Linked DNA regions of Homo sapiens: region 2 is linked to region 1. A link is a loop called in an ENCODE intact Hi-C map of the cell type or tissue named here. Cell type or tissue: adrenal gland. All regions are shown on one strand. Each heading gives the region's core, and the rest is flanking DNA. Links, peaks and the distances in the headings are about the cores only.

What was found. Hi-C counts contacts between places; a loop is a spot of excess contacts. Peaks named below come from ENCODE experiments on the same cell type or tissue, not always from the same donor. Only the 100,000 strongest peaks of a DNase experiment are listed, where the experiment ranks them.
Region 2: it touches region 1 in a loop (2.5-fold over the local background); 58 of 110 quality-filtered maps call a loop at or near these places.

Annotation. Positions count from the first base shown.
Region 1 is chr20:59,013,930-59,030,287 of GRCh38, reverse strand. It overlaps TUBB1 (tubulin beta 1 class VI), which reads right to left and starts at 10,859. Exons shown (of 4, transcript NM_030773.4): 1 at 10,709-10,859; 2 at 7,335-7,443; 3 at 6,688-6,798; 4 at 3,634-6,583. The coding sequence starts at 10,765. The coding sequence ends at 5,505. It overlaps ATP5F1E (ATP synthase F1 subunit epsilon), which reads left to right. Exons shown (of 3, transcript NM_006886.4): 3 at 1,447-4,813. SLMO2-ATP5E (SLMO2-ATP5E readthrough) reads left to right here. Exons shown (of 6, transcript NR_037930.1): 6 at 1,447-1,610. RefSeq lists an enhancer at 944-1,474. In adrenal gland, for the core only: no CTCF peak of the experiment used is centred there; no DNase peak of the experiment used is centred there.
Region 2 is chr20:58,904,232-58,920,589 of GRCh38, reverse strand. GNAS (GNAS complex locus) reads right to left here. Exons shown (of 13, transcript NM_000516.7): 6 at 15,110-15,207; 7 at 11,374-11,428; 8 at 11,167-11,240; 9 at 11,011-11,069; 10 at 10,786-10,906; 11 at 10,509-10,639; 12 at 10,189-10,256; 13 at 9,398-9,907. The coding sequence ends at 9,761. Among named protein-coding and RNA genes, the nearest start is that of GNAS, 21 kb to the right of the region's middle. RefSeq lists an enhancer at 12,468-12,947. In adrenal gland, for the core only: no CTCF peak of the experiment used is centred there; a DNase peak (open chromatin) is centred at 12,699; H3K4me3 peaks cover 1,766 bases; H3K27ac peaks cover 2,513 bases.

The DNA.
Region 1 (16,358 bases), core at 1,811-9,810:
ATTTAGAAGAACAGTTGCATCTTAAGTTTTTGGAGCACCATAAAGATCAAAATAATTTTAGTTTTGGGTTCTATTCATTTTTTAGTCAGTGTATTTGGAAGTTAGTTATTGGGATGGTATAATTTAAAGCATGCAGGTTATAGAAGTCCCCTGGCCTAATAAAAAGAAAGTCTTCTTGGGCCCTGACAAGCAGAAGTAATTGGCACATTGATTTTCAGTTCATTTAGCAATGCTTAGGTAGAGAGCCATCGTATTTGAATTAAACCTGTTTCATTTGTCTGCACAAATCAAATAATTTGGAGGATGAACTCCCCACTTGTATAATTGCAATTGGAGTTACATAACAGTCCAAGAGCATGAAAAACTACAGTTCTTTACATTTTTATTTCCCCCACAACCACTAATGTTCTCACAAATCACTACTTCCCGAACATAATAACTACAGGCACAGGCAAGGGTCCTGCTGTTGTATCAAGCAATAAAATCTGCAAGACCCCGCAGCGAATACTGTTTTGCTAATTTATTATGCTTTCAGAGGGTTTGGTTCATTTTACTTTTCCAAAGATGTTGGTGATGTAAAGTTAAATTCTCGTGAAATAAAAAGGTCTGTACAGTTGATAAGTGTAGACTTTTGTGTTCCACATTATAAAAGTGGTTTGATCTCTAAAGTACTTTCTTGACATTGTTATTTCAAAAGTAGGCAAGGCAAATTATCAGAGAGATGTTTTTCAGATTTAATTTTTCTTGTTTTGCTTTTAAAAAGCTTCAGACCCATAATAGCACAGAAATGTGATAAATATTAATCCTTTGGCAGCTTATGGTTATGAGCAATTTTACTTATTGGAACTGTCTCCCCTAAGCACTTTTCATTTTCATTTTGAATTAGTAAATATTTTATTACAAGTCTGGAGATGCAGTGTTTTGAATTTAGCCCTTTTTCTAGGGGCTCTCTGTCTAATCTCATAATTCTGAGTAATGAGACCTGGTTTTATGTTGGGTTGTTTTGTTTTAACAGTAAGCTAACAGAAAATCATTTAGCCTCACTCGGCTCAGAGCTGCCAGACTGCATCTAATGCTGAGATTTTGCAAAGTCCTGGGGGTCAGGAAGTAGTGTCCGATCCCCTTAAACAAAGCATTAGCCCCTCTCTGTTATGCCCTTCAGGGTTACAGACCCCACCTCATTAGCACAAGGAGATGTTAGTGTCTTTTAAAGGCAAAGTAGTTTCTTTATTCTGGGAGAGTGTTTACTTTTACTCAGCAGGAAAATGCCTGCTTGACTAAGCCTGTGTACTTGAACCAGCACTTTTTACATCTGAGCCACGGCAATGTGAATGATAGCCACAGTTATACAGTTCACTATAAGGAAGTTATTTCTTATATTCATGTTGAGTTTTTAAGAAAACACAGAGAACTAGCCAGCAACTTGCATTTTCTTTTTCCTCCTAGACCCTGACTAAAGCTTGAAATGCTACATTTCCAAGGTGAAGATGTGTGGGCACATGTTATGGCAGATTGAAAAGGATCTCATTCCATGGGAAAAAAAAAAATCCTGTCTTGTTCATAAATTGACAATGTCAATAAATTGAAATATGGTTCACTGTTACTCTTGATTTTAGTTTGTGAGACTTTTTCATTTTCTTTAAAGGAACTGTCTGCACAGCTGCATGATTATGGCCATGTGAACCAGGGTTTCTTAAAAGCAGGGGAAGCCAGATTTAATATTTAGTGACCAAAGGGATACAGAAAGCATTTTGAAAATGTCTCAAAATAGTTGTTTCATGACATTAATTGGTGATCAAAATTATCTGCTGTCATTGAGGCTTCGTAGTCCCTTATTTTTGAATTGTTGTCATGTCAGAATAATGACATGGTTATCAGTAACAAATGGAAATAATTATTAAATACTAAAAGTGTAGATTAGAAGAAGAAATACTAAATTGTACTTGTTTTGTATTGTGCACTTAAAGCCTATAGATAAGAACGGTTACAGAATTTAAGCACAAAGTGTTTTTCACATTGTTTTGTAAATGAATCTTTATACTCTGGTAGCATTTCTCATAGGAAATGAGGCAAAGCTATTGAATAACTTGCTCATTGAGTTGATGGCCAAACTGAAATTAAAACCTAGGAGTTTTGACTGCAAGTCTGGGACACGGTGACCACAACAGCAGTTTCGTGGTATTTCCATAGTGATTCATTCATTCATTATTTAGGGATGAAAAATTGTTGCAAGTTATGTTTTTATCTTTCTTTGAAACTTGAAAGGGCTTGGGCAAGTAAAACACCATTGCAAAGTTAACTGCCTGATTTTAACTGTTTTTGGAGACTGGAGAAATAAATTTGAACTGGAAATTTTGAAACACCATTCTAGGATCAGTTCTCACATGGTACTTAAGCTCACAATGATTTATCAGGGCCACTGTCAGCAATGCCGAGGATAAGCCGAAAAGAACATCTTTGTTCTCGGCTTCTGGGAATGACTTATTGTCCCGACACTTGACCTGTAGGTTTTACTGAATTCTCAGCACAGAGCGAGCAGGGAGGCAGAGCCAATTGAGTGGAAGAGGGTGCCTCTGGAAAACAGCAGGTTAGGAGCCCTTGGAGTCCTCCGCCTCGGAGCTGTCATCCTGCTGTTGGCAAGTTAGGGCACCTCAGTTCAGTGCTGTGGCCCCCAAGATTAAGGTACTAGGAAGTATCCTCCATTACAGGGAACAGGAATAAATGAATCAAAAAGCTATCGGGCCTTTTTGACATGGGACGAATAAAGTAACTAATAGGCAAAGGGGCTAAATGATTTCCAGTCAAGTAATTAGAGATAAGTCATTTATTAAGGAGGCAGATGGGGTATTATTGGTATATAGATGGCATAGTAGATTGCTAGTATATTGGTAGATTATTGGTATATAGATGGTATGTTAAGGAGGCAGATGGGGTATTACTGGTATATAGATGGTATGGTAGATTGGTAGTATATTGGCAGATTATTGGTATATGGTATGTTGAGGCAGATGGGGTATTACTGGTATATAGATGGCATAGTAGATTGGTAGTATATTGGTAGATTATTGGTATAGAGATGGTATATTATTAAGGAGGCAGATGGGGTAATTAGAGGTGAGACTTAGGGACAGGGCTTGTGATATGGAAAGGAGTGAAGTCACTGAGTAAAAGACAAGTTTACTGTCAGCAGAGATTCTTAGAGGCTCTTTTCTCCGTGATTAAAAAAAAATCCTAAACCAGTAGTATAATAAACTTCCTGCCTCCAGCAGTGCTGGGTAGCTGGCAGGATGACTGTGCCCAGTGATGAGGTGACCCCAGTCAGACCAACTTAATGAGTATCCCACTAATTAGTTGGATGATGTTTGAAGCTGTCAGTTAATCTCTTAGTTCACATCGTTCTTGTGAGCAAAGTGAAGGAATCGGATAAGCTCTAAATTTCGGTGATGCTGCTGCTCTGAGAGACCAAGGTCGCTGGAGCAACCGTACTGCTAAAGGATAAGCTCTTCAAAATCAAAAGGGACAGATTTCTTAAGTTTCTAGTTTGTTTTGTGTTTTTACATCTATTTCTACCATACGAAAGAGTAGGATGGTGAGATGCATTTCTAAATATTTTTAACTACTCAGTCTGGATGGTTAGGCTTCAAGAAAAGGAATTTATTTAGTCTGAAATAAAGCAATTTTGCCATTTAAAATTGAATTACTTTGTAGTTTAATGATTACTATTGAGCAAACAAATCTTTACAGTAATATAAGTCAGCAAAAGTTTTTTAAAAGGTTTAAATCCCTCCTTCCTTACATCTATTTCATTGCTTTTTTAGGTTTGGGAAGTAAAGCACCAGAGGAAGCATGTGTAAATCCTTGTATAATCGCAGGCTGTAAGTCTTTAGCATCTCAGGAAGTTACTAACTTCAAACTAAGTATATAGGTAGAGTTTCTTACTAAATCTAGTGCTTCTTGAACCACAAGTAGAAAGCATTTAAAACATGAATGTTGTTTTGTGTTTTTTGAAGTTTGTAAATAGAAGACTTGTTGATGATCCGATGGCAAGGTATTTTTCTCTTGGTATGTATTTTAGTTATTTCCTCGTGATGCATAAGTGAAAAGAGTGAAGTTTCTCAGAATGAGCAACTGTCATCCATCTACCTGCTATTTTATTATTGCTGATTACAAAAGCAAATCAAGAGATGAGAACCCAGTTGCCTGCAAGTAAATATTTACTGCATTGAGGGTCGGAGCATTTTCCCATTACCGGTTATCCATGGATCAAATAGTGTATCTCAGTGGTAATTCTAGAGGGCCATTAAAACCCTGATGGTGCTGGAAGAGATGGCAGTGCTGCATGTCAGAAATAGGTAAACTGTAATTAAGAAGTTACAGATGATTTGATTACGCTCTTGTGTATTTGGTCCTGTTATAATGTGAGCAGATTAAAATCATGTAGTGCTTAAAGCTATGTCATTATGCAAACATTTATGGCAACTTCTGCAAATTAATTTGAACTGTAAAAGTTCCCTAATGAGACGATGTCCTCCATAACTGAGAAGGACACTGCAGCCATTGCTGCTTAATTCCTGCATTTGAATGGTTGCCGAGCGCATGGTGTGCCCTTTCTCAAAGAGCAGAGAGGCTGCAGAGCATTTTGGGGGGTGATGACTGAATGAAAGTGAAAAGACCATTTCAAAATAGCCTTTAAAAGGAAAGCCAAGGATGATTATTAATGAATTCCTGGGATCTAACAGTAGTAAGAAATTTAAACTATATAAACATATATGTTAAAGGCTAGCTCTTCAGAAATAAAGATCAGAAGACTGCAGTTCTTTAGTTTTGCTTGTCTTTTTGTTTTTCTTGTTTGGACCAGGTATTTTTGTGGAGAGGACTGTGGCTTTTCTTTTTTCCTCTTTTCCAGTTAGCATGTTGTATGCACAGGTCTACACAACATGGATATTTCTAGTGGATGTTGACTCACATTGACCTTGGCTCTGTAGCTCCCCATGTACTAGTCAGGCACCTGGCTCTTCTGGAGGCTGGCAGGCACTGGAAAGCAGGATGCCAGTCAGTGTTTGCTCAGAGGAAAGAACCTAAGGAAAGAGTCTTAGTAGCCCTCGGATACCAAGTGAGGATTCCAGGGTGCCTATCAGTGCTGCTAAAGTATAAAAATGTAACACCAACTCCAGTGGCTCCCTGCAAATCCACACGTGTAGTCTGGATGCCTGGCAAACACTTTGAAACAAAGGGAGCACTTTACAATAAATTTGCTATTTTTTTAAGTTAATAAGTATGCACTGAACATCAAACTCTTCAAGGTTAGTAGATGTCAGCAAAGACCCTAATGCCTGTCAGCTGCTCCCCACCTGTCTCCCTCAGTCCCTGTGTCGAAGCTAATGGTGAGTGCATATCATTCACTGTGCTGCAGTGCAGAGTGGGTTTTGGAGTGCTGCAGGAGAAACACTCATCTAATGAGAAACTGTTCTGTAAGCGACTCCGCGGCACAGCTTCTCTCACAGTTAATGTCCCTTATCTTCTGGCTCCATTTCTGCCTCCTCCGTGACCTCTTCATCTTCCTCTAGAACTGCTTTGGCATCTTGAAATTGTTGGTACTCGGATACCAAATCATGGATGTTATTTTCAGCTTCCCCAAATTCGTTTATGTCCATCCCTTCGCTGGTGTACCAGTGCACAAAAGCTTTCCTTTTGAACATGGCTGAGAAATGCTCAGAGACCCTATTAAAGATCTCTTGGATGGCCGTGTTGTTGCCAATGAAGGTGGCGGCCATGCTCAGCCCCCGGGGCGGGATGTCGCAGACAGCCACCTTGACGTTGTTGGGAATCCACTCCACAAAGCAGCTGCTGTTCCTGGTCTGCACGGAGAGCAGTTGCTGGTCCACTTCCTTGGTGGACATCTTGCCCCGGAAAATGCAGGCCACTGTGAGGTAGCGGCCACGGCGGAGGTCACAGGCAGCCATGGTATTGCGGGCATCGAACATCTGCTGGGTGAGCTCGGCCACGGAGAGGGCTCGGTACTGCTGGCTGCCCTGGGCCGTGAGTGGGGCAAAGCCGGGCATAAAGAAGTGCAGGCGGGGGAAGGGGACCATGTTCACCGCCAGCTTGCGCAGGTCTGCGTTGAGCTGACCCGGGAACCGGAGGGAGGTGGTTATGCCGCTCATGGTCAAGGACACTAGGTGGTTGAGATCCCCATAGGTGGGTGTCGTCAGCTTCAGGGTACGGAAGCAGATGTCATAGAGGGCCTCATTGTCAATGCAGAAACAGGCATCTGCATTCTCAATCAGCTGGTGGATAGACAGAACCGCGTTGTAGGGCTCCACCACAGTGTCCGACACCTTGGGAGAAGGCATGACGCTGAAGGAATTCATGATCCGGTCCGGGTACTCCTCTCTAATCTTGTTCATGAGCAGAGTGCCCATCCCGGAGCCTGTGCCCCCGCCCAGGGAGTGGACGATCTGGAAGCCCTGCAGGCAGTCACAGCTCTCACTCTCGTGCCTCACCACCTCTAGGACATTCTCGATCAGCTCGGCTCCCTCCGTGTAGTGGCCTTTGGCCCAGTTGTTGCCAGCCCCAGAGTTACCTGTGGCCAAAAAGAGAAACCAGCAGGGGAAGAAAGGTGAAAAGAGAAGGGCACCAGTAAAGCATCCCCCCCTCCTCCTGGTGGAACCTTCTGGAAAAACATACCATGGACAAAACTGTCGGGTTGAAAGAGAGCTCCTAATTTGCTAGATCGAATGCTGTCCATCGTCCCAGGTTCTAGGTCCACCAAGACTGCTCGGGGCACATATTTCCTACCTGTGTAGAAAAATAGGAAAAAGTCAGCCTACTTGTTTTTCTAAAAGTTAATGTTTTATCAAAATAGAACTTTGTGATACTGGTCCAAAAAAAATCATGGATATTCTAGAAAGGGGCCCTTGGTAGGTCGAGATTTGAGTATCTAACATCATATTTTTTACCCCAACAACAATCCCACAAATCTATAGAATACCCAGAAACAATCTCCATCAGTCTGCTCTGTGATATTGCCAGTGACAGAGATTCTCTTCCTTCATATTGGAAATGATCCTGGTTTCATTTGTGAAACCACAAAGGAAAGTGAGTACTTAACCTGCTTGTGTTAAGGTGTGTGCCATATCCAGCAGCTCCTTCCCCATTCCTGCGTCTTGACCAGGGCTTGGGGACCCACCACTCTAGGATCCTGCTGCCCTGCCTGTCGCCTCCCTGAGCATAGACATCACTGCTTTGACATTTCCATCTCCTGGGCCTCTGCCCTTCCTCTGCTTGTGTTCCCAGTTGCGGGACCACTGCTCCCAGAGCCCCGCCAGTCCTACCGTAGGCTTCGTTGTAGTACACGCTGATTCTCTCCAGCTGCAAGGCCGAGGCCCCGCGGTCGCTCCCAGCCAAGTCGATCCCGTGTTCCTCACCAATCATCTCCCAGAACTGAAAGCAGGAGGAAGGTCAGAGTAAACGGACCCCGAAAAAGGCTGTGTTAACCACAGAGAAAGTTAGCATTCCCAAGCCTGTTTCCCTCTGGTTGCCTGACCCTCCCCAAGACATTCTTTTAGGGCCTTTTCATAAATAACCATGGCATCATTCGCTTTTTGCCTCTACTAAGCAATGTGAAGTAATATGAAGATTGCATTTTCTCCCCACCTGAACTCCTTAAATAAAATGTCAAACACAAAGTACTAAATTGGATTTTCCTCCTATTAAATTCATGCCATTATATACATTAAAGCTGTTGTTTTAGAATTTAATGTCAATATAGCTCTAATTTCTCCTTATAATGCTCCAAGCTAGTAAAGTGTAGATTCCATTAAAGGAAAATAAACTGAATTCTTATCTGATTTCACAGTAATAACTCATTTCACTTTGGGGATTTCTTTTCATGAACTTTTCCAAACAGCCCATAACTTGGACCTCTGTGCATGATTTTAAGTAATTAGCGCCTTTTTTTTTTTTTTTTTTGATGGAGTCTTATCTGTGCAGTGGCGTGATCTCGGCTCACTGCAACCTCCGCCTCCTGGGTTCAAGCGATTCTCCTGCCTCAGCCTCCTGAGTAGCTGGGACTACAGGCACGCACCACCACGCCCAACTAATTTTTATATTTTTAGTAGACACGGGGTTTCACCATGTTGGCCAGGATGGTCTCTATCTCTTGACCTTGTGATCCACCCTCCTTGGCCTTCCAAAGTACTGGAATTACAGGCATGAGCCACAGCACCCGGCCTTTCTTTCTTTTTTTTATTTTTTTATGTTTGTTTGTTTGTTTGTTTATTTATTTATTTTGAGACAGAGTTTCACTCTTGTCACCTAGGCTGGAGTGCCGTAGCACAATCTTGGCTCACTGCAACTTCCACCTCCTGGGTTCAAGCAATTCTCCTGCCTCAGCCTCTCAAGTAGCTGGGATTACAGGCGTCCACCACCATGCCCAGCTAATTTTTGCATTTTTAGTAGAGACAGGGTTTTGCCATGTTAGCCAGGCTGGTCTCAAACTCCTGACCTCAGGTGATGCACCTGCCTCGGCCTCCCAAAGTGCTAGGATCACAGGCGTGAGCCACTGTGCCCGGCCAGTAATGTGCATTTTTGATTGTCAGGTATACATACAACTCACAATTACACATAGTTGTCCTCTGGTAACTATTTGAAACATACTGCACTTCCAGTCACATACACAGTACTTATTAATATAGATATGTGCCAAGCTCTTAATATGGAAACAGTTACTGGGAAGACTCCTTTTGATCACCCTGAAAGGCACATATTAAAATGCAATGAAAATGTATTCACATATATTAAAATCCCCAAGGGTATGTTAAAAACCCCAGCCATATCTTCTAAATGACAGTGCTGCTCTGGCCATGGTCTTAATAACAAGGCAGTTCATGGTAAACTGCCAGCACTGTTCAGGGAGTGGAAGAATAAATAAATTCAAGTTCTAAGATACCCCAAATTAAATGTGTCTTAAAGTTCTTATATCTCTAAATGATGAGTCAGCCAGGACTCTCAACGCTAGACCATACGATTCCAGAGTGAGAGCTAAAACCCTATCTAAACCTAACACTTTCTCTTGAGGGCCCCTTTCCGTATTATCTTCCAGCTTCAGAGCAGCAGGGCTCCTGCCTCCCACTTCTCTGTGTGTGAGTTATGAATGTCTTACCCCTGAGGCATGGAGGAATGGTGACTTCTTTTCAAGCAGTAATGTTCCTTGCCCCCGGTTTAAAACGCCTGCATTTAAAAGCCTTAGTTGTTTCCTGGCAGCATTACTCACAGTAGCCAAAAGGCAGAAACAACCCAAGTGTCATTGATGGATGATGAATGTAGGTGTTTCAAAACCTCACTTTTAATGCATCTCATATTAGTAAAAGTAATTTCACAGCAGCAAAGAGAACACGATAAATTTTGCACGGTGCAATTGGTCATCTTAAAATCAAGATTGGAGATTGTGGGTTCGGGCATCTGTGTTCTTGGGGTTGGCCAATTAAGTTACGTACTTGGGGGAAATTTTTAAGCAGGGGGGCAAGGGAAAGAAAAACTCATTTATATTCCAGACAGTGTATTTTAATTAATTATGTTACTGTACACAAAAAACTTTTATTTTCAATTAAATTTCTTAAATTTTCAATTGCATACTAATAAAACAGTAATTGATTTTTTTTAAGCGTTACAATAAACATGAGAGGGGAGGGGAAAGACACCATAGTGACAGGGTACAGAAAGTTTCTCAAAAAACTTCAAAAAGCTGTTTTGAGACAAATTACTGTTTTTAGATATGAAAAGTTCATTGTTAAGATAAAAGTGGGCCAGGTACAGTGGCTCACGCCTATAATCCCAGCACTTCGGGAGGCCCAGGCGGGCACATCACCTGAGGTCAGGAGTTCGAGACCAGCCTGACCAACATGGTGAAACCCCATCTCTACTAAAAATACAAAATTAGCCAGACGTGGTGGCGCATGCCTGTAATCCCAGCTACTGGGGAGGCTGAGGCAGGAGAATCACTTGAACCCAGGAGGTGGAGGTTGCAGTGAGCCAAGATTGCGCCATTGCACTCCAGCGTGGGCAACAAGAGTGACACTCCATCTCAAAAAAATAAAAGATGATAAAAGTGCCAGGCACGGTGGCCTACACCTGTCATCTCACCACTTTGGAAGCCTGAGGCAGAAGGATCACTTGAGCCCATGAGTTCAAGACCAGCCTGAGCAACAAAGTGAGATCCCTGTCTCTCAAAAAAAAATTTAAAAATTAGCCAGGCATAGTGGTGCATGCCTGTAATCCCAGCTACTCAGGAGGCTGAGGCAGGAGAATAGCTTGAGCCCAGGAGGTTGAGGCTATAGTGAGCCATGATTCTGCCACTCTACTCCAGCCTGGGCAACAGAGTGGGCAAAGAAAAAGATGATAAACGTATTATGTAATATAATGGTCGGCATGTATTGTACATATGTATCTATGGATAAAATTAACATTAATTAAATTAACACTCTAAGCACTTAATGTGTGTTGTAGCTCTTTAGTTAAAGATTGTTTCCTTCTTTTCCCATGTGAAATTTTTTTTTAAGAATTAAAGCCCAAAGGCATTGTCTGATATTTAGCAAGTACATTAAATCTGCTAGACTTATTGTCTTCCCTGCTAACTTAGGGTATTTTTTTGGTTGTCCGCCTCTATGGACTGTGGTAAAGCTAGGATTAGTAACCAGACATTACTTACCTTGGCTCCGATCTGGTTGCCACACTGGCCAATCTGAATATGGACAATTTCACGCATCCTTGCTCTGAGCCCAAGTCTGAGATCTTCACGGAATCCTCAGACTCTCAGAATCCAGAGCTTCGGTTCACTGGTGTGAGCCCAACACAACTGTGGTCACTGCAGTGGTGGGACTGGCCAACCAAGCTACCCTCACAATGTGACCAAGGGTGTGTCCACCCCAGAGGCCCAGCTCCCCGCCCTCAGCCAGTCCTGGCCCTTCTCTGCTTTCTGCCTGTCATGCTTTTGGAAGGGAGTGTTTTTCCTCCCTCAACACAGAATACTGCCCCATCATTTCCTAGAGAGTGAGTGCAAGATTAAAGGCCACCTCGGGGCACAGGGCCTGGAGGCTGGCACTGTTTGCAGGCTTCTAGGTGACCATGCTGGCCCTAGTGACCGTGGTATGATGACTGTGGCTCCTAGCTCACCCAGGTAACCAGACCACCTCCAAGGGCTTTCCCTGTCCATCTTCCCGGCCCCTTTTCCAGACTTTGGTCCCCAGAAGCCCCGTGCCCCGCCACAGCAGGAGGCTCCACAACTGGGCCTCGCAGGTCCCAGGTCCCGGGATGGCCTGCATCAGGCACTGTCTGCCCGCCCTCCCCCACATGCCCTCTCTCGCCCTGTATGCAAGTTACTCTGCAGTGTCCTGCAGGTCTCTTGGACCCCTGCCCTATCCATGCCAGGGCTGGGCTGTGCCCCAGCACCCTTCCCAGCCCCTGCTCTGTCGTCCCATCTCAGCTCATGGTGTCTGGGGTCTTAATGTTTGCCATAGGGTCCCTTTACCAGACCCTGAATTCTCCAAGAGCAAAACGGACTCCCAATTGTATTCCCTTAGAGCCGGGTGTGGTGGCTCACTCCTGTAATCCCAGCACTTTGAGAGGCCAAGGTGGGCAGATCACCAGAAGTCAGGAGTTCAAGACTAGCCTGGCCAACATGGCGAAACCCCATCTCTTACTAAAAATACAAATATTAGTCAGGTGTGGTGGCACACACATGTAGTCTCAGCTACTCGGGAGACTGCGGCAGGAGAATCGCTTGAACCTGAGAGGCGGAGGTTGTAGTGAGCCGAGATCATGCCACTGCACTCCAGCCTGGGCGACAAAACAAGACTCTGTCAGAAAAAAAAAAAAAAGCATTCCCTCATGCGGTGTACAGGAGTGGCAGCAGGCTGGGTACTCAGCAGCTTGAAAGCAGCTGTTCTGTCTCCTGGTCCTCAGTACCTCCCCTGCCACCAAGTTTCTATCATCGTCGAAAGCCAGCCCTAGGCTTTATTACCTCCAACCAGGCAAGGGCATCCAGGCCAAACACCAGCTCCATATCCTTGCCCAGGAGGGTGGCAGTTCCCCACCGCCTGGAGGACAGAAGGTGGAAGCTTCCAAGGAAGATGGGGAAGGGACTCCCTGAGAAGGCGTGAGAGCCCTGGCTCGGAAGGGGAGAGCCAGTGGACGCTGCCTTGTGCCTGTTGAGCTGTCGAGGTGCAGGTGGGCAGGTACAGGGCAAGGCCTCACTCCTGAAGCCCCGAGGATGTGGACAACCACCATCCGGTGAGCAACCACCTCTTGAGGCCTCTCTTTAACGTCTGCCGGGCACCCTGAGGTTGCCCCCATTCTTTGAACAGCTATGGACGGGGACCTGTCATAGGCTGGGCTCACCTTGGGCGCTGCAGACAAGGGAATGAAGGAGGTAGATGTGGCCAGATCCTGCACTCTTGGAACTCTGGCTTACTTAGGAAGAGAGCACTCCTAGCTCTGGAGCAGCTCAAGGACACCATCTCTCAGGACAGGGACTCAGGACAGGCAAGACTACTGAACTCAGAGCGAGAAGCCCTGGAGGTCCTTCCCTCCCCTGCCTCTCGCCAGACCCGTGACCTTGGTTGAAGCATTGGAGCCCAGCCTGGTCCATGAGGGGCCTGTGCTTCCTGTGCCCCAAGCCCAGGCTTGACTCCTAAACCTTGTGTTCCTTCTACAGGCCTGGTGGGGCCCAGGATGTGAGGTCAGGAACACAATCAGGAAAGTTCCTAACGATGGAGTGTCTGGGGGAAATCGCTTCTGCTTACTCCCAAAGGAGCTCAAACACACAGCCAAAGGGCCTGAGCTATAAACCAGAAGAGAAACCCAGAGGTGGGGAAGAAGAAAGCACTGTGTCCTAAGAGTGCCTGGACTGGGACTGCTTCTCACCTCTGTCTAGTGTGTAGATCCCAGGCTGCCCTTGAGTACTGACAGTGCACCCCATGATCCTGGGCTGGATCCAGGACCAGGGAAGAGGGCTGCTATAGAGGATGGTATGAGGATCATTGTCAAAATTCAAATAAGGATTGTGTACACTGGAAAATAGTATTGTATCAGTGTTCCATTTCTTGACTTTGATCATGGCAGGGTGGTTCTAAGTGGAAGTCCTTGTTTCCAGGAGATCCCATATTATGAAGCACTGTGCTTCAAGGTCGTTTTGATGCTGGCAGCTTACTGGGAAACAGTTCCACAACCACATAACGTGATAAACGGAGAGAGGGCAGTTCAGCAAAGGGGCAAAGTGGTAACAATTGCTGGTTCTTTTCAAAGTTAGCACAAGATTAATACCCTTGTAACATTTCTCTAAGTTTGGAACTTTTTTGTGCTCAAACCTGAATGTCACATGACTCACAGATGCTTCCGGTCCAGTCACCCCTCCTCCCTGCCCAAAGGTAAAGAGAAGAATGTGCAAATTCAAGAGGAGGATATTCACAGGTCCTCAGCAGTATTTTTCAGAAATTAAAACAGACCATTTTATTAATGATCTGTTTAAATTAAAACAGACCTATTCATAGGTCCCCAGCAATATTTTTCAGAAATTAAAACAGACCATTTTAAAATTAAGAATAGACCATTCTGTTTCCATAGACATTAGCCCATCTTGCCTCACTTCCAGCCTTTCTCCTGGCGTGCCTTGGCCTCTTTTCCCCTTGTCTCTGTCCCCACCAGCTCTCCCGAGCCTCCCTCCCCACCCAGGGGCCCCTGCCTACCAGACTTCTCCGAAGATCAAAGACAGCTCCATGATCTTCCCACAGGCAGGTCCCTCATCAGAGACACTTCCTCTCCTGGGGACCAGAGCACTTCAACCTGCAGTGCCCACACACAGTCCTGTTTGCTAATTACTTATACACATGCCTTATCTCCCGCCAGCCTGGGAGCTGCCTGTGTCGTTTCATCTTTGAGTCCCCAAAGTGCCTGATCCATGGCAGGGCCTCAGTAAATGTTTGTTAAGGGCACACTGACAGCTGGGCAGGTTTGAGCAGTGATGCTCAGAGCGGGCTGTGTTCTTAAAGCCAGTGATGTATTTATTCACGAGTGTGTCCTTCTCCAGGTGGGGTCACCTTTTTCCTCCATTCCATAAGAGGTGGTCTAGGCTGGAGATATAAACTGTTCCAAGAAACCTGGATGTTGGGGACAGACTATAGATGGAATAACCGCAGTGAGCTATTACGGGAAGGTGTGACCGGTGGGCAGCCGTGGCCTTCTGTGGCCCAGCTCCTGAAAGGAGCCCCTGTTGGCCACAAACCGCCTTGCTGCAGGGACCACGGGGCTGGGCCCAAGGGGCATTTCTGGTCTGCCTGGGTTCACTGTTTGCCATGTGAGCAGGATCCAGGCTGCTGGGGTCCTCCGCCCACCCTCCGCACTGCAGCACATTCCTCTTGGCCATCTTAGTTTGCTTAGGGAGGGGAAAAAGCCAGGTTTCCAGGTGGGCGCTTAAAAGGTTTTTCTGTTAATGGGGCAGTTGGCAAAAAGGAGGAAAAAGAGAGAAGCCCTGTTTGCTTTGATTCTTGTATCGCCGGCCATGTTAATTCAGGCCAGGCGAGTGCTGAGCTTTGGACGCTGGGCTGTGAGAGGGTGAGGGACGGAGTGGCAGCTCCGCCACCCAGGGGCCCATCTCCGCCCTAGACCTGAACTTTTTCACGTGAAAAATGAAATAAAAGTCCCCACGTCACAAGTCGGTGTGAGGACTGGGCCTGCCAGGGCTGACCCCTAACGTGTGGCTGCCGGTGGTATTTTTCAAGTGGGCTTCGCAGGGTGGGAGGGGGAGATGCATTCCACACCTACAGACGGAGCACCTACTGTGTGGCAGACTTGACATGGCCGTGGACATCGGGGCCTGTCTCAATTTAAAATGTCTGGGCAGAACAGAGTGGCAGGAAAGGCAGCAGGTCTGGAAAGCCGTGCGTCCCGTCTCAGCTCTCTTGTCCTTGTTTCTGAAGGTACCTGCTCCCCAGAGGAAACAGCTCTCCTCTGATTGCCACCTTAGTGCCAGCAGTGAGGTGGGGAATACAGTCTGCCTTGCCCTCGGACTGGTAGAAGCGGGCCCTGTGCAGGACATAGGCGAACACTGCCCCTGGAGATGCCGGCACGACCCCAAGGTCTGTTTTGCCAGGCTGAAGGTGACGGCCCCCGTCCTGAGCTGCAGCAAGCGATTCACAGTGGCCACTGTGATGAGTGACAAAGTTGTTTTCTGCCCCCCCAACAAAGGGCTGTGACCAAGGCAGGTTAGCAGTGCCTGCATTTAGGTGAGGAGATCAGCAAGCATTGCCCCAGAGGGCAGGAGCTTCCTCCTAGCAAGTGTGGTGAGGACGCTATGGCCCACAACACTGAGATTCCCAACCAGGACCAGCCCAGCCCTGAGCCTGAAACCCTCTCCTCCAGTGGCCTGTCACAGCCATCCACAGAAGGCTCCGCAGCAGCAAGCCTTTTCCTGCATGACACTTGCGTCTATTACAGAAATAGAACCGGGAAGATAAGAAAAACCAGTGTCACCCAGAAACCCCGAATCGGCTGCTTCCAGACTTCCCCCAGGAGTTATCCCCCAGGGGTCAGATGGAGCTGCCCCCACCCTCCATTTGGCAAATGAAATAGAATTCAGAGAAAAACAGAGCACTCAGAGAATTCATTGATTTCATCCGCCCCGATCTTCCACTTCTGAGTGCGTTGAAGTTCCCTGAATAACTCAGAGAAGATTGTTGAATTATACTGTTTGCGTGTGATTTAGAACCAGGAAATTTTTCCAAATGTCTTAGCAAGAAAATGACATCTGAGGGGCCATTATGGGTGACTCAGCGGGTGTAGGCAGCCCGCCAGAGGAGCTGAGCTCCACTTTCTTGTACCCTGCTCGGTGTGTGTTCTCTTACTGGAAAAGAAAGTTCTAGGAGGATGAGTAACTAACTACAAGAGGAGAGAGACTAGGAGGACATTGCTGGTTTTCGCTGAGCCAGGAGTGTTAACCTTCTTCCCCCACAGCTGAGATGCTCATGGTTCCTGTACCAGGCAGACTCTGGCTGCTCCTCACACCTGTCCAGCCTCCAAGCCCAGAGGGTGGAAACATCTTGCTGTCTCTCCAGGTGCACTGGTGAGCAGCATGCAGGCTGTGGCAACTCTGATTTACAGGAGATAACACACACACGCGCGCACACACACACCTACCACCACCACCACTTCCCCTGAACTGCGCGAAGATCTAAGAGATGGACACATGAACCTTCTCACTTGCATCTTTCCTGTCTCCCGAAGTTGCAGCTAGTGATAAGCGATGTTCTGTGGCATGAACAGATAAGCATAAAATGGGTCAGCACCTGGAGCTGAAATTGAACAAA
Region 2 (16,358 bases), core at 8,275-16,274, 120 kb after region 1:
TGGGTTTGAATCTGGACTCTACCACTTATTAGCTATGTGATCTTGAACCAAGGAAGTTGTTCAACTTTCTTTCTTTCTTTCTTTCTTTCTTTTTTTTTTTTTGAGACAGAGTCTCACTCTGTTGCCCAGCCTGGAGTGCAGTGGCATGATCTTGGCTCACTGCAACCTCTGCCTCCTGGTTGGAGCAATTCTCCTGCCTCAGCCTCCCTATAGCTGGGACTACAGGTGTGCACCACCATGCCCGGCTAATTTTTGTATTTTTAGTAGAGATGGGGTTTCACCATATTGGCCAGGCTGGTCTTGAACTCCTGACCTCAGGTGATCCACCCACCTCAGCCTCCCAGAGTGCTGGGATTACAGGCGTGAGCCACTGCGCCTGGCCAGTTGCTCAACTTTCTACTCCTTGGTTTCCTCATCTGTAAAGCAAGGATAAAAACATCTTGAGTTATTCCCTGTAAAGTGCTTAAATTAGGGACAGGTAGATAGTAGGCTCTCAACAACATAGTTGCTCTTACTATTAATCATCATTCCTTTTTTTTTTTTTAGACAGGGTCTCACTCCATTGCCCATGCTGGAGTATAGTGGCTCCATCTTGGCTCACTGCAACTTCCACTTCCTGAATTCAGGCGATCCTCCTGCTTCAGCCTCCTAAGTAGCTGGGACTACAGATGCATGCCACCACGCCCAGCTAATTTTTTTTTTTTTTTTTTTTTTTTGTAGAAAGACGGGGTTTTGCCATGTTATCCAGGCTGATCTCGAACTTCTGGACTCAAGTGATCCACCCGCCTTGGTCTCCCAAAGTGCTAGGATTACAGGCATGAGCCACTGTGCCTGTCCTAGTGTCATCATTAACATTGGAAGTTTTAAAAACGTTAATCTGGAAATGTAAGATTTTTCTTTCTCTTTTTCTTAATTTGTTTTACTTTATTTTATTTTAGAGACAGGGTCTTGCTCTGTTGCCCAGGCTGGAGTACAGTGGAGTAGCTCACTGCAGCCTCAAACTCCTGGCTTCAAGGGATCCTACCACCTTTGCCTTCTAAATTACTGGGATTACAGGTATAAGCCACTGCGCCTGGCCCCTTGTTTGTAAACTTTTGCTTAAAATAGCCAACACATAGAAAATTAGAATAGTGCAATGGACCCCCATGTACTGATCACCCTGTTTTAACAAGCATCACCTCATGGCCAATCTTGTTTCACCTCCACCCTCCTATCAGTGGTGTGCTGGAGCTGACTGTGCCCATCTCTTCCCAACTCCATATCCAATGGCATACTGCTGGGAGTTTGAAATCAATCACAGTGGGGGATTTACACCATGGGAATTGGCAAACACTAACATCAAGGCTCCCCACGGTCACCCACTTACCACAGGAGAGCCTGTAGCAAAACAATTTCCAGCATGGCTCCAACTCCTGCCTTCACCCCACTGTATGATTTTGGAACATCATATTATTTTGTTTCAGTAGGTATATCTGAAAGATAAGAATTCATGAAAATCATGATGCTCCTATCCACACAAAAACGTTAACACTAGTTTTCTTAGTATTGTCAAATATCCAGCCATTGTTTAAATTTATCTGATGATTTCATACTTTTTAAAAAATAGTTGGTTTGTTCAAATCAGAAGGTTTATAATATGGGGATGCAATCAGCAAAATCTGGAATATGGAAAACTCTAGAGGACAAACAACTCAGTTTCTGAGTTGGAATCGTATAAGGGGCGAGAAAAAGAGAAGAGGTAACCCACAGATGACACGGGATTTAGGAGATGAATCAGCCAAATGTAACATGGGGACCGTACGCAAGCAGTAGTCTCTTGTATTTTCTTCTTCTTCTTCTTCTTTTTTTTTTTTTTTTGAAATGGAGTCTCGCTCTGTCTCCCAGGCTGGATGGAGTGCAGTGGCACTATCTTGGCTCACTGCAACCTCTGCCTCCCAGGTTTAAGGGATTCTCCTACCTCAGGCTCCTGAGTAGCTGGGATTACAGGCACATGCCACCACATCCAGCTAATTTTTGTATTTTTAGTAGAGATAGGGTTTTACCATGGTGGTCAGGCTGGTCTCGAATTCCTGACCTCATGATCTGCCCGCCTCGGCCTCCCAAAGTGCTGGGATTACAGGTGTGAGCCACCACACCCAGCCTGTATTTTCTTCTTAAAGCTTTCTTGTTTTACCTTTCACATGCTATTGATTAAAAAAATTTTTTTCTTTTTAAGAGACGGGGTCTTGCCATGTTGCCCAGGCTGGTCTCCAATTCCTTGGCTCAGGCAATCTTCCCACCTTAGCCTCCCAAAGTGCTGGGATTACAGTCATAAGCCCCTGTGGCCAGCCTGCTATTGATTTTTTAAAATATTATTATTATTTTAGAGATGGGGTCTCGTTGTTGTTGCATAGGCTGGAGTACAGTGGCACAATCATACCTCACTGCAGCCTCGAACTTCTAGGCTCAAATGATCCTCTTGCCTCAGCCTCCCAAGTAGCTAGGACTATAGGCATGCACACTGTGCCTAGGCTGGTATTGATTTTTACATGTTAATCTTATAAATCTGTACTTTGTACTTTACTAAATCCTTTCACTTTTTAGTAATGATTTTTCCGTGGATTTTTGGAGGGGAGAGTTATAATAATAATCACCTGTTATTTTTATTTTTTTTTGCAACAGGGTCTCACTCTGTCACTGAGGCTGGAGTACAGTGGCATGAACATGGCTCACTGAAGCCTCGGCTTCCTGGGCTCAAGTTGTCTGGCCACCTCAGCCTCCCAGGTAGCTGGAACTGCAGGCATGTGCCACCACATCTGGCTAATTTTTTAATTTTTTTTTTTTTTTTTTTTTTTGGGACGGAGTCTCACTTTGGCGCCTAGGCTGGAGTGCAGTGGCGCGATCTCAGCTCACTGCAAGCTCCGCCTCCGGGGTTCACGGGACTACAGGCGCCCGCTAGCACGCCCGGCTAATTTTTTTGTGTTTTTAGTAGAGACGGGGTTTCACTGTGTTAGCCAGGATGGTCTTGATCTCCTGACCTCGTGATCCACCCGCCTCGGCCTCCCAAAGTGCTGGGATTACAGGTATGAGCCACTGCACCTGTCAAAAAGATAGTTTTGCTTCTCCCCTTCCAATTCTAGGTCTCTCATTGCTTTCTTTTGCCTAATTGAATTGGCTTATTCATCTCATACAATGATAAAGAGAGTGATGATGTGAGGCATCCTTGTGTTTCTTGTTTCTTATTCCTGACATTAGTGGAAAAGCTTTTAGAAGCTCCTCATTAATTAAAATGTTGACTTTTGGAGATTTTATTTATATACATGATATATACTGTACTAAGTATATATAGATATGTGGTATATATAGAGAGAGTCTTTATATTAGAAAAGCATCCATTCATTACTATTTTGTTGGATTTCTAAAATATGAATCAGTATTAAATTTTGGCATATATTACTGTATTTGTTCATATTGAACAAACCTTGAATTCCTAGAATAAATCTTACCAGGCATGATGTATTATTTTTAATGTAATATGGAATTATGTTTGCTTATATTTTAAAATATTTATATTGATATTCATAAGTGAAATTAATCTGTAATTTTATTTTTGGGTGCAATCTTTGGCATGTTTTGGAATCAGTGGTATACTTTATAAAAATAATTTTGAGGTTTTCCTTTTATTATGTTATGGTCTGGAATAATATAAGTAGCACAGGGATTATTTGACTTTTAAAGGTTTAATATAATTCCCCTGTGAAACCACCTGGGCCTGGTGCCTTTTTCCTTTTCCTCATTAAAAAAAAAAATATATATATATAATACATGTACTAAAAAGTTCCAAATCCTAAGTGTACAGTCAAATGAATTTTCTCAAATGGGATATATTTGTTTAACCAGCATTTAGATCAAGAATAGAAACTTGCTAGCACCCCAGAAGTTTCCCTCATGTTTCCTTCTTGTCATTAGCTTCCCATCCCAGCGAGAGTCTGGAGCCTTTTTGTCATGGAGGCCTCTCACTGTGCTTTGTGTTTTTCTATGGTAACTGGTCAGCTTAGATTTATGATGTCTCTGCTGGGGTCAATTTTGGTAAGAAGTATTTTTTTGGATGATTTTCTATTTCATCTAGGCTTTCTAACTTATTTACGTAGAATTATGCAAATTGTTCTCTTATGACTTGAAAGGGTTTTATTCCCCCTAATATCTTCCCTAAGCCTTAAAACTACAGGCATTGGATATGTTTTTTTCAGATGTTCCGTCAAGGTGCATACAACAGGAAATTATAAATCCCTCTCAACCGGGCGCAGTGGCTCACGCCTGGAATCCCAGCACTTTGGGAGGCCGAGGTGGGTGGATCACCTGGGGTCAGGAGTTTGAGACCAGCCTGACCAATATAGTGAAACCTCAACTCTACTAAAGATACAAAATTAGCTGGGCGTGGTGGCGCATGCCTGTAATTCCAGCTCCTTGGGAGGCTGAGGCAGAAGAATTGCTTGAACCCAGGAGGCGGAGGTTCCAGTGACTGAAGATTGTGCCATTGCACTCCAGCCTGGGCAACAAGAGCGAAACTCCATCTCAAAAATAAAAATAAAAATAAAAAATAAAATCCCTATCTATGTGTGTATGCATAATAGTGTTATTGAAAAGATACAGCCAGGTTCAGTGGCTCATGCCTGTAATCGCAGTCCTTTGGGAGGCTGAGGTGGGTGGATCACTTGAGGTCAGGAGTTTGAGACCAGCCTGGCCAACGTGGTGAAACCCCATCTCTACTAAAAATACAAAAAATTAGCTGCGCGTGGCAGTGGGCATCTGTCGTCCCAGCTACTCTGGAGGCTGAGGCAGAAGAATTGCTTAAACCTGGGAAGTAGAGGTTGCAGCATACTAAGATCACGCCACTGCACTTCAGCCTGGGCAACAGAGTGAGACTCTGTCTAAAAAGACAGAAGAAGGAAGGAAGGAAAGGAAGGGAGGGAGGGAGGGAGGGGAGGGGAGGAAGGAGAGAAGGAGGGAGGGATACTTTTCTATCTGTTACTTTTACTTTTCGAAGTACGCATATATAGCTGGGTATCTATGTGTATTTCACATGGTGAAGCATGAATGAAGAGGCCTCTATGAAACACTGACAAAAAGAGGACAAAAGAGATTAGTTTGGGTTGTCTCTCCCTTCCTCTTCTGCCTTCAGCTGTTCTGTGATACTGTCTTGCAACCATGAGAGAGAAGCCAAGAGAATTGTGGACACATTAGTCCTGCCATTGATGAGCTGCTGAAATAACAGGAACCACCTACCTCTAGAATTCTTGATAAGTGGATATAAACTTCTGTTTGTCCGTGCCACTCTGGGTCAGGATTCTGTTACTTGCAGCTGAATGCATTCTTAACTGATACGGTAAATAAAATAGGCAAAATGAGAAGACTTGGTGTTCGTAGCATATGCATGCATTTTTTAATGTGGGAAAATTATCCTAGAGATGCAAAGTCCTCCAGCTCTGAAATAGGAACCTGTGTAACAATTACTTAAATTAAGTGCTTATTGCAATGACCTTTTTAGTGTAACCTTTATTAAAAAGCATAATTTGCTTAAATTATTCACAATGCTTTAGATATGATTTACCTTTTTCATGTTTGAGCTAACTACTGCACAATGGGATAGGACCTGTTGTACAAATGATGGGATGGTTTTTAATAGGGCTTTGAAAGGATTAAATGAGATCATCCATATACAGAGTGTAGAACAGTACCTGGCACATAGTAAAGTCCTCCAAAAATGTTTATTATTATTATTATTATTATTATTGAGACAGAGTCTCGCTCTGTCACCAGGCTGGAGTGCAGTGGCACGATCTCAGCTCACTGCAACCTCTGCCTCCCAGAGGCAGATTCTCCTTGCCTCCCGATTCTCCTTGCCTCAGCCTCCTGAGTAGCTGGGACTACAGGCACCTGCCACCACGCCTGACTAATTTTTTGTATTTTTAGTAAAGACAGGGTTTTACCATGTTGGCCAGGATGGTCTCGAACTCCTGACCTCAGGTGATCTGCCCGCCTCGGACTCCCAAAGTGCTGGGATTACAGGTGTGAGCCACCGCACCTGGCCATTAATTATGTTTTAATAACAATTTTAAATAATGATGTTAGCTATTAGTACTTGATGGCTGGCTGCTTCTCATCCTTCACATTCTCAGAAGAAAATGTACTACATCAGAGAGGCCCTCCCTAGCTGTTCCATCTAAAGTGAAATCCCTCCTCAAATATCTCCCATTCCCCACTGCCTGCATCCTGCTTATTGCTTCAGAGATTTTGTCACCATCTGTAATTCTTTTTATTATTTATTTAGTAAGTGTGTGTCTCTCTCGCTAGAACATGAACCCCATGAGATCAGGATTCCCACTGGCTGGCATGGATCCCATAGTCTCTATGTATTTATTGAGTGAAAAGATGACCAAAGCCATCCAAGAAAGTACTATAATAAGAGGATGCCATGGTCTACATAGAAGGGCTATGCAGATGTGGCCATTTTGGGAGGCATAATTTTGTGCACATTTAAGTAAAAGTGGAGGTAAATAAAAATTCTGTCCAATTCTAGACCCTTCTCATACTGTGAAGGGCCCTAATGGTTTATTATTATCATGTTCAATCCAAAAGGTCAATGAATAGTCATTTATAATATTTGGTTTACACATCTCTACAAAGTGTGGTGCAAATCGCTACCTTTAGAAAAATAGGTTGCTTTGCACTTTAATAGAGATTTAAACGTCAGATTAAATTTTTTTTTTTTTTTTTTGAGATGGACTCTTGCTCTGTTGCCCAGGCTGGAGTGCAGTGGCGCGATCTCAGCTCACTGCAAACTCTGCCTCCCGGGTTCACGCCATTCTCCTGCCTCAGCCTCCTGAGTAGCTGGGACTACAGGTGCCCGCCACCACACCCGGCTAATTTTTTGTATTTTTAGTAGAGAGGGGGTTTCACCCTGTTGGCCAGGATGGTCTCCATCTCCTGACCTCGTGATCCGCCCACCTCGGCCTCCCAAAGTGCTGGGATTACAGGCATTCAGATTAAAAAAATCTTTTTTTTTAAAATGGCTTCTTGTAATCAAAGATTTAAATGAAAGTCTTTATAATTTTTTGTTTTTTGAATATCCTAAAATTTAGATTTGAAAATAGCTCTGTAGAAGTTTTGCTTGGCACCAGGGTCAGAGGGAAAAGGGAAACAAAAATGTTTTAAATAGCAGCAATGAAGCCTAACATAGGGAAGCAAGTCTCAAACGCAACGGGGTGACTGGTGGGGACAAAGCCCTGACCTGGTAGGGAGGCAGGAGTATGGCCAGTGCCACGGTCTGTGGGAAGAGGCCCCACTCACCCACCTGGCTGTGGAATCCCATGGTGACCTGCAGGATTTTCGATGGGGGTCACAGGTCATGGACTCCTGATAACTGACATAATGGGAAGAACACCAGGAGACCTTTTTCTCTTTTCTCCTGCATCTTCCAGGACAACAGTATCTTGTAGGGACCAAGCAGTGGCCTTTGGCTACTTGAGTTTGAAGCGCATCTTCCCTGCTCACTGGAGACGTCTCTTGGGGTCTCTCTGGGCCTCTTTTACTCATTGTCAAAATAGCAGCTGAACCTATCCCATTGGGTAATGGCTAGCACTAGTAGATACCTGATAACTGTGACTTTTGTGACCCTTCTTCTAGAAGATACCATGAAGTCTCTGTCAGTTATGACCAACAAGGTGGGGTTCTGTGGTATCATTTTCCTTGGCATCTCTGGCCTGGGAATTTTGTGTTTTCTAATTTTGATGGATATGTGGCTAGAGCTGTGACAATCTCATGTGGATTATGCTAAGAAGGTTCCAGAATTTCTATGTAAAAGGGACATACAGGGAGCCATCTTGGAAGAGGAGCTAGGGGCTGGAGTTCAACCTTGATTTTCACTGAGCACAGCCTTTACCTGGATGAATGTTTGTGTGGCACGCTGGTCTTGTGGTTGCACTTGATAGCCACTGTCCAGGTTTTATGTGTGTTTATTTGGGGTGCTTTGGAGGATTATGGGAACTTGTGGGCTAGTCTTTCAGCTGTATTTGCATAGCAAGCCCCGATTTTTACTTGGATTTTATATTTGGGGGGCTTTTGAGGGCTTTGTACTAAAAATTGCATAGCAAGAACATGTGGACTGAATGTTACGTGAAAGTTGGATGGAGATGCAGGTATTTGCTACTTTTCTGCACCCCCGTGGGGCTCATCGCTCACCTCTGGTGAGCTACACTATATGATTAATTTGGGTGAGAGTAATTTGATCTGGAAACTAGAATAGGAAGTGGATTTGGGACCTGGATTACAGAATGAACTTGAAGTCCCATTTGGCCAGCTTCAGAGGGCACCATCGTTGATGCTGATCACTTCCTCCCACCCTTCCTGGAAGCCACCCAGGAAGTGACCACATATGAGACTACACCTTGGGGGATAAGCGTAGGGGTGAAAGTCTAGGGAACCCACAGGACCTCAGAAATAAGCCACACTTCAACCCGTGAGTGTGGACCCCCATCCCCACTCCCAATTATGGTGAATATTTATGAGTGATGTCCCACATATCCCCAGAGGCTTATTATTTGTATTTAAGTTGCATGCTTATATACTGTGCCCATTTTTCTGATGGTTTTGCTTATTAATTCATAAGAACTCTTTGCTTATTAGGGAAGTAAACCCTTTGTTAAATTTCTACCTGACCCAGGCCCTTCCCCCATTCAAATTTTACGTGTGATTTTCGTTTTTATAGTCATCCCCAACCCCGTTATGGCCTTTAGGTCTTAGGTTATGCTGCAGAGAGGCCCTTTAAAAACCCAAGGTTTTAATTATAAAATAGCCACTTTAAAAAGTACCTCTTTTATTTAGATGTATGTGATCAACTTATGTCAAATTCATTTTGGTGTGTGCAATGAGGTAGGGATCCAGCCTCAATTTTCCCCAAATGGCTACACCATTTCTTGAATAACCCCATTGATTGGAAACACTGTGCTCCTCTATTTCTCCTCCACATAATTTAGTCCCTATCTTATCTTATAGCAAAACATACACTACTTTTCTTGGGAAGCCTGGGTCAGCAGGCAAACTGTGTGATGACGTAACGGTGTGAGTTGTTGGTAGAATCTTTGGATAGGATGGCAATGATCAAAATGCAGAGGTGACTGACTGGGGCATAGTGGTTCACTATGGGGTGAAATTTAGGAGGAACAGGAGTGGACTTTTCCTATTGTCTGCAAATTGTTTCAAGACACCTACAGATTAGGGTCACCAGAAAACATACAGTGGTGAGATTTTATACCCACTTCACCTTGGGGCCTCCCAACTTTTGACCTAAGGACCAAGTCAAAACCATGAATGACGGGAATTTGCTCAGAACCACAAATAACTCACGGGAGTCCCATCATTCTTTGCTCACATTTAATTTTTATTTTGATTTTTTTTAATGCTGCACAACACAATATTTATTTCATTTGTTTCTTTTATTTCATTTTATTTGTTTGCTGCTGCTGTTTTATTTATTTTTACTGAAAGTGAGAGGGAACTTTTGTGGCCTTTTTTCCTTTTTCTGTAGGCCGCCTTAAGCTTTCTAAATTTGGAACATCTAAGCAAGCTGAAGGGAAAAGGGGGTTTCGCAAAATCACTCGGGGGAAGGGAAAGGTTGCTTTGTTAATCATGCCCTATGGTGGGTGATTAACTGCTTGTACAATTACGTTTCACTTTTAATTAATTGTGCTTAAGGCTTTAATTAAATTTGGGGGTTCCCTTCTTAGAGCAGCTCGTACTGACGAAGGTGCATGCGCTGAATGATGTCACGGCAGTCGTTGAACACACGGCGGATGTTCTCAGTGTCCACAGCGCAGGTGAAATGAGGGTAGCAGTAGTGACGCCCATCTCCACTGGCAGTGCTGATCCTCTGCGGGCACAAACAAGGGGACTTGTCAGTGACACCCTCGCCAGGAACCACCCTATCCCTGATGGGGACACCTACCAGGGACGGCTGTCAGCCAGCCTCTGATGTCATATGAAAACAAAAGCAAAAAGAGGGGCGCAAAGAGCTCAAATCCACACTGGATGTGCGTGAACTAAAACCATGGAACTGGGTAGCTGAACCCCTGAATTTGGAATTAAGTAAATTTACATCCATGAGAAAAAGAGGAGGAACAAGAGAGGAAACTAAAGACAGGCTCGACTCACCAGAAACTCATCTCGAATGAAGTACTTGGCCCGGGTCACGCGTGGGTCCTCTCCGGGCTCGGGAGTAGCTATATAAAAAGGGAATACATATTAATGTAATTTAAAATTCAAGCAGAGCTGGGGTGCTAGCATCTCTGTAGCTCCTGAAGTCTTCAAAACCCTGATTTTTCCATATGAGAATTAGTGGGAGTGCGTTTTTCTTGCTTCTCTTATAGATCCTTTATGGTTTGGTGGTGGGAGGGGGATGGGGGTTTTCAGCCTGACCGTTTGAAAAAGAACCACCGCAATGAACAGCCAGCAAGAGTGGAAGCCATACACACCATCCTCAGGAGTAGTGTAGCGAGCAAATTCTGGAAAGTAGTCCTCAATCTTCGATTTCCCAGCAAGGACTTTCTCAGCGAGCAGATCTTGCTTGTTGAGGAACAGGATCACAGAGATGGTGCGCAGCCATCTACAAGAAGGGAGGCCGTGTGAATGCTTGGGAGAAGCGCGCTTTCGGCCAGGGGTCTGGAATGCTTGCACGGGGTTCTTCTCTATAAACAGTGCAGACCAGGGCCTCCTGGGCAAGCGCAGGGGGTGGGCGGTCACTCCACAAACCTGTTGTTCCAGATGCTCTTGAAGAGGTTCAGAGCCTCCTGCAGGCGGTTGGTCTGGTTGTCCTCCCGGATGACCATGTTGTAGCTGCTGCTGGCCACCACGAAGATGATGGCAGTCACATCTTAACCAAAGAGAGCAAAGCCAAGAGCGTGAGCAGCGACCCTGATCCCTAACAACACAGAAGCAAAGCGTTCTTTACGAACAGCCAAGCCCACAGCATCCTACCGTTGAAGCACTGGATCCACTTGCGGCGTTCATCGCGCTGGCCACCCACGTCAAACATGCTGGTGGGGAGGAGGACAGCTGGTTATTCCAGAGGGACTGGGGTGAATGTCAAGAAACCATGATCTCTGTTATATAAAAAGGTAACAGTTGGCTTACTGGAAGTTGACTTTGTCCACCTGGAACTTGGTCTCAAAGATTCCAGAAGTCAGGACACGGCAGCGAAGCAGGTCCTGAAACAAAATTGAGGTCAATGGATCTCACCAAAGCCAACCGAAACAGTAATAATTGCCAATCTAAAGCAAAGGTCTGGAGTAGTTTGGAAAGAGGGCTCAGAGTCCTCTGGTGGGGAGGGGTTTTGCACACCTGATCGCTCGGCACATAGTCAGCCTGCTTGATCACGTCGATCTTGTCCAGGAAGCTGGGAGAAAAAGAAAGACACGTGGGGTGTTCACAGCGCTCACATCAATTTGCCAACTATTTGTGTCTCTCTACAAGGTCAGGCTCAACGGAAGTGACCGTCCCACAGTTATGCAGCACTAAGTCAATGGCACATTTGCTTGTGTGTTGGTTACATTTGTAACTCAAAGCTGATGCCTTAAGAAGGTTAGGGCAAACAGGATTTAAGATAAATAATTTTAGGAATCAGGGAACTCTAGATGCGTCTAGCAGCTAGCCTGTGGCCTCGACGCAGTGGGGCCACACAAACAGCACAGCACGGTGGTGGGGCTTTGTTCTTCGTGTTTATTTTTATTTTTTCTATTTTTCTTTTTTATTCTTTACTTAGCTTCTTTATTCCTGTTGCTCTCTGGCAATATTCTTGATTTTTAGAAGGTTTTATGCATATCAACCAGTAGAGAAAGGACCCCAAAACCAGGCTGGCCTATCACATTCTGTGCCATTTGGTAATGCCTGACAAAAACATTTTAATTTTCAAATTGCTTGATTAAAATGGCAAACAGTTTGAAAATTGTATACCTCTATATCATTCAGTTAAAAAACAATAAAGTGACATTCTTAAAAACATCAAGGACTTTCCCCTCAAGGGCACACGAGATTGTTTTAGTTACTGAGAATCTGTATCCCTTCCTTTTTACTTTTTAAGAATCTCATTGATTAAAGAGAACAAAAGAGGTTGGCACAAAGGGGCCCTTCTCGCCCTAGCCATCCTGAACAGGAAACAAACACAAAGTTCTCTTCCGTTCTGTTTGGTCCATGAAATAGAACACTCCAGATATTACGCTTTTCATTAAAAAAAGCATCTTGTTTGTGTTGCTTGACTAGACACACAGGAAAATTTACTTTTGAAAGATTGGGGTAATTAATATGGAAAATTAATGTTAAAACCAGTTATTTTTTGGAGGGAGGGGCATGTAGAGATTGGAATTGTTTTAAAGCGGGCTAACGAGAAAAGAAAATCATAAAGAGAGAAAAGTTTATTTAAAGAAACTGCCTAAGTTTTCTGTTCCCCTCTTCCTTTTTACTAGTTCAGAGTTAGTCTGGCTTAGAGGATATACTAACTTGCCCAATCAATCTTACATTACAGCACCAGTCCAGAAATAGCTCCCCAGCCGCCCTGGCCTCCAGCATGTTACCATGGCAACAGAACCACAGTTCTATAAATAGATCATCAGCACCAAATCTTGTGAGAGAGACATCTGGAGTGGAGCCAGCCAAACCCCAGCTCAACAAATAAAAATAGACAGCTTAAGAAATGGGCACACTACCAGTATCTGAACTTTAACATAAAGGCAGTTCAACCAGAAACGTGCCGGCCACGGCAGATGCAGGGCTGTTTGAGCCACGGGTGAGGGAGGACATTTTAAAAGTTTTAAGCTGCGTTGTTCTCTTTTTCTCTGAGTTTCCTTAAAACTTTTCATGATCTATACAAATGGTGCGTTTTCAGACAAAGTTTCAGGAGTAATTAAGTGTTGCTTAAAAAAACCCCAAAAACTTCTAAATGATTTGAGAGAGAAAACGAAACCCGACAAAATTCAACAATCTGGCTAAGCTACTGTTAATTAACGAAACTGGGTCTCCCTGCCCCCCCAGCATTCAAAACTGGGGTGGTTAAACTCTCTTAATCTTGTACCTGTACTTAACTTCTGACTTGGATCCAAAATACAAAATGCAAACAATTCCAGGATTTCCATTTGTTTTGCGTTACTATAATTAGCGCTTCCAGCTTTTGGTTCGAACTTTTGAGAAAATCAGGGACTTTGTTGAAGAAGGAGTGGGGGCTGGGGGCCATAGGGACCAGCCAAGATGGACTGTTTTTTTCTGTTCCTTGAAAAAATATACACATTTGCTTGTATATTAAACCGTGGAATATCTATGTATGTGGCAATTGAAAATAAAGGAATTTCCTATGGGAAGGCAGGGCTGGGGTTGATAGATTGCGCAGACCCTAACAGAGGCTTATATGATTTATAGATGAACAGTATTACCTCTTCCTCCCTCCTGTTTATTCAGGTGGTTTTCACAATCAGTTCCTTGGGCTTGAGGCTACTAAGTAAAGCAATCTTAGCCCTTGGTGAGTCAGCCTGGCACCTTGGTTCTGATTAGCTAATACTTCCTATAGCAAAATCAGTTCCGAGTTTCAGCTACTTGTAATAAGGATGGCTAAAACATCAAACCTCTACTAGACTCCCCTGCCCCAAGTCACAGGACACTCCTACTTCAGAATATCATTAACTGAGACTGCTTTGTGCATTTCTGCAGCATCAACAAACAGAAGATATCTTTACATTTTTGGCTGGGCACGGTGGCTCATGCCTGTAATCCCAGCACTTTGGGAGGCCGAGGCAGGTGGATCACAAGGTCAGGAGTTCGAGACCAGCCTGGCCAATATGGTGAAACCCCATCTCTACTAAAAATACAAAAATTAGCTGGTTGTGGCGGCAGGCACCTGTAGTCCCAGCTACTCGGGAGGCTGAGGCAGGAGAATCACTTGAACCCAGGAGGCAGAGGTTGCAGTGAGCCAAGGTCGCACCACTGCACTCCAGCCTGGGTGACAGAGTGAGACTCCGTTTCAAAAAAATAATAATAATGTTTACATATTTTTTAAATAACCCTGACCACCACATGCTTGCTATATCATGTGCAAGATGAGGGAAGCCATAAACTATTTCAAAGGCAACTTTCTAGCTATCGGGTACGATGTCCTCTGGGAGAGACCATGGTGGGTGACAGGGACAGAGGGCGATCCCTGAGGCAATGGTAAGTCAGGTGTTAGGCAGCAAGGGAAGCAGCCTGGGCATCAGGTAGAGTTGTGCAATAAAGTCTGTGTTTTAAGTTCCCCCTTCTTCATTTGCCAACACACCAACCAGGTGAGCCCACCTTTATGAGTGACTTTGGAGAAAGATGCTTTTCCCATTGCTACTGCAGGCCTTAACCTGTCCTCCTCGCAGGTAGTAATTTGTTTTATTTGAAAATAACCCCACCACGGTATTGTACTGCTTAGGTGTACAGTTTAGGATTTAAAATCCATTGACCACTTACCATCCTTGAATCAAGACCCGGTGAGAAGGAATAAATAAGGATATGAAATAGAGTTCAAAAGTCAAGACAACACAAAAACAAACTCTACCTAGAGTCACTAGGATCTAGTAACACTAGGCAGCTACTAGAGTCGCTTACCTGAGAGCAGAAATAGATCAATCAACAACTACCAAGGAGAGAGGAGGCGTAGCTATGTCTTCACCATTCCTCTTTGTTATGTTTTAAAATTACAGCAATAAAATATAGTATTTTTACATTATTCAAAATGTGAGCACAGCCCTATTTCCCTAAATGCTTAGGGTCAATTCAATTAATTACTTCCTACTAATTAGGAATACTATGAAACTCATCATCATTTTGCTCTAACAGGCTTTAAATGTTTATGTAAAATAATGTCGCTGCACTAAAAGAAAAAAAATGCAATTAAGGACTTTATAAATAAACAATTGAATCAGATTAGAACTTTCTGCCAGTGGGGTAACTGGTTGGCTTCTAAGAAAGGAATCATCAACAAGTAACTTTCAAAGCAGGATCACAGGTTTTCATGTTTTCTTGTTTTTGTCTGTTTTATGTGCTGATGGGTTGGGTGGCGGTTACTTACTACTGGGCACAGTCAATCAGCTGGTACTCGTTGGAGCGTTCGTAGCAGGCACGCACTCCTTCATCCTCCCACAGAGCCTTGGCATGCTCATAGAATTCCTGAAAGTGAACACAAGAAAGTTTAGAGAAAGGCAAGAGCTTGAACTAATCAACAACACTGTCATTCAAACCCTGAGACCAGAGTTCCCTATGTGACCGACACTTGGTGTGATTTTGAATTTTGAGCCCAATTAATGAATTAATGCTCACAAAGAACTTTAATTCAACACGTTAAACATATTCAAAAGTTCACGCAATTAGCTGCTGGGTCTTATTGTGAATTACTGGTTTTGGGTAGTTTCTTTTCTCGTGTGTAGGGGGAATGGGGTAAGCTACTGAGTAATTTAGTTTCTTCACAGAATTGTTTAGGAAGAATATACACTAAATGTGTTAGAATATGCCAATAAATGGTTCAATGTTGTGAAAATAAGAAACTTCATTTGTAAGATGTGCTGGGACTAAATTTTCCTCCTGGGAAAATGTGAATCTTACCAAAAAAAATGATGATGGGGGACTTGTAGGTAGGAACATAAAAGTTCAGATGTTAGTAGGACTAATAAAAAGTTATTGTTCTGATACATTTTTAATAGGCTGCTGTTTCCTTTTCCTATTAAATATAGAATCATATTTCAAGAAAGTCAGTGGGTTATATTATACATATTGTGTTTATTGCTTTTTTTTCAAAATAATGCTATTTAAAAAGTTTAGCTATCCATACTAACTATATACCACTAAATTTCTCCAATTTAAGTTTGCAGCCAAGTCCATCTAAAATATACAAACACAAATTCCCACGAAAGCCTGACAAAAGGCAACAATAACTCATTGTTTTAGCTGTAGACAAGTCTCTTCCCTGTGGGTCTTACAAACGCATACATCTTTCCATCTCGTTTCCCGTTCCCCGCTTATAAGCCATTCTCCCCACGAAGGGGCCTAAACTTATATGCTTGGGCTTGAACAGTTTTTTGTTCCCTAAAAGTAGTTCTTTAGGGAGCCAACAGTGTCGTGCATCCAGAGGAAAGTCTTTTCCATATGTTCTATTTTATGATTTTTGAGTTATGATTTAGATATATTTCATTTTTTTTAATAATGAGAAAAGATTTCATTTGCCCCAAGGACTTTAGAAAACTCTTAATAAAAAGGTCACCTGTTTAAAATGAGAATGTCTTCCATTTGGCACTTCACTGAGGCATCCCAAGGTACCTTAGGGC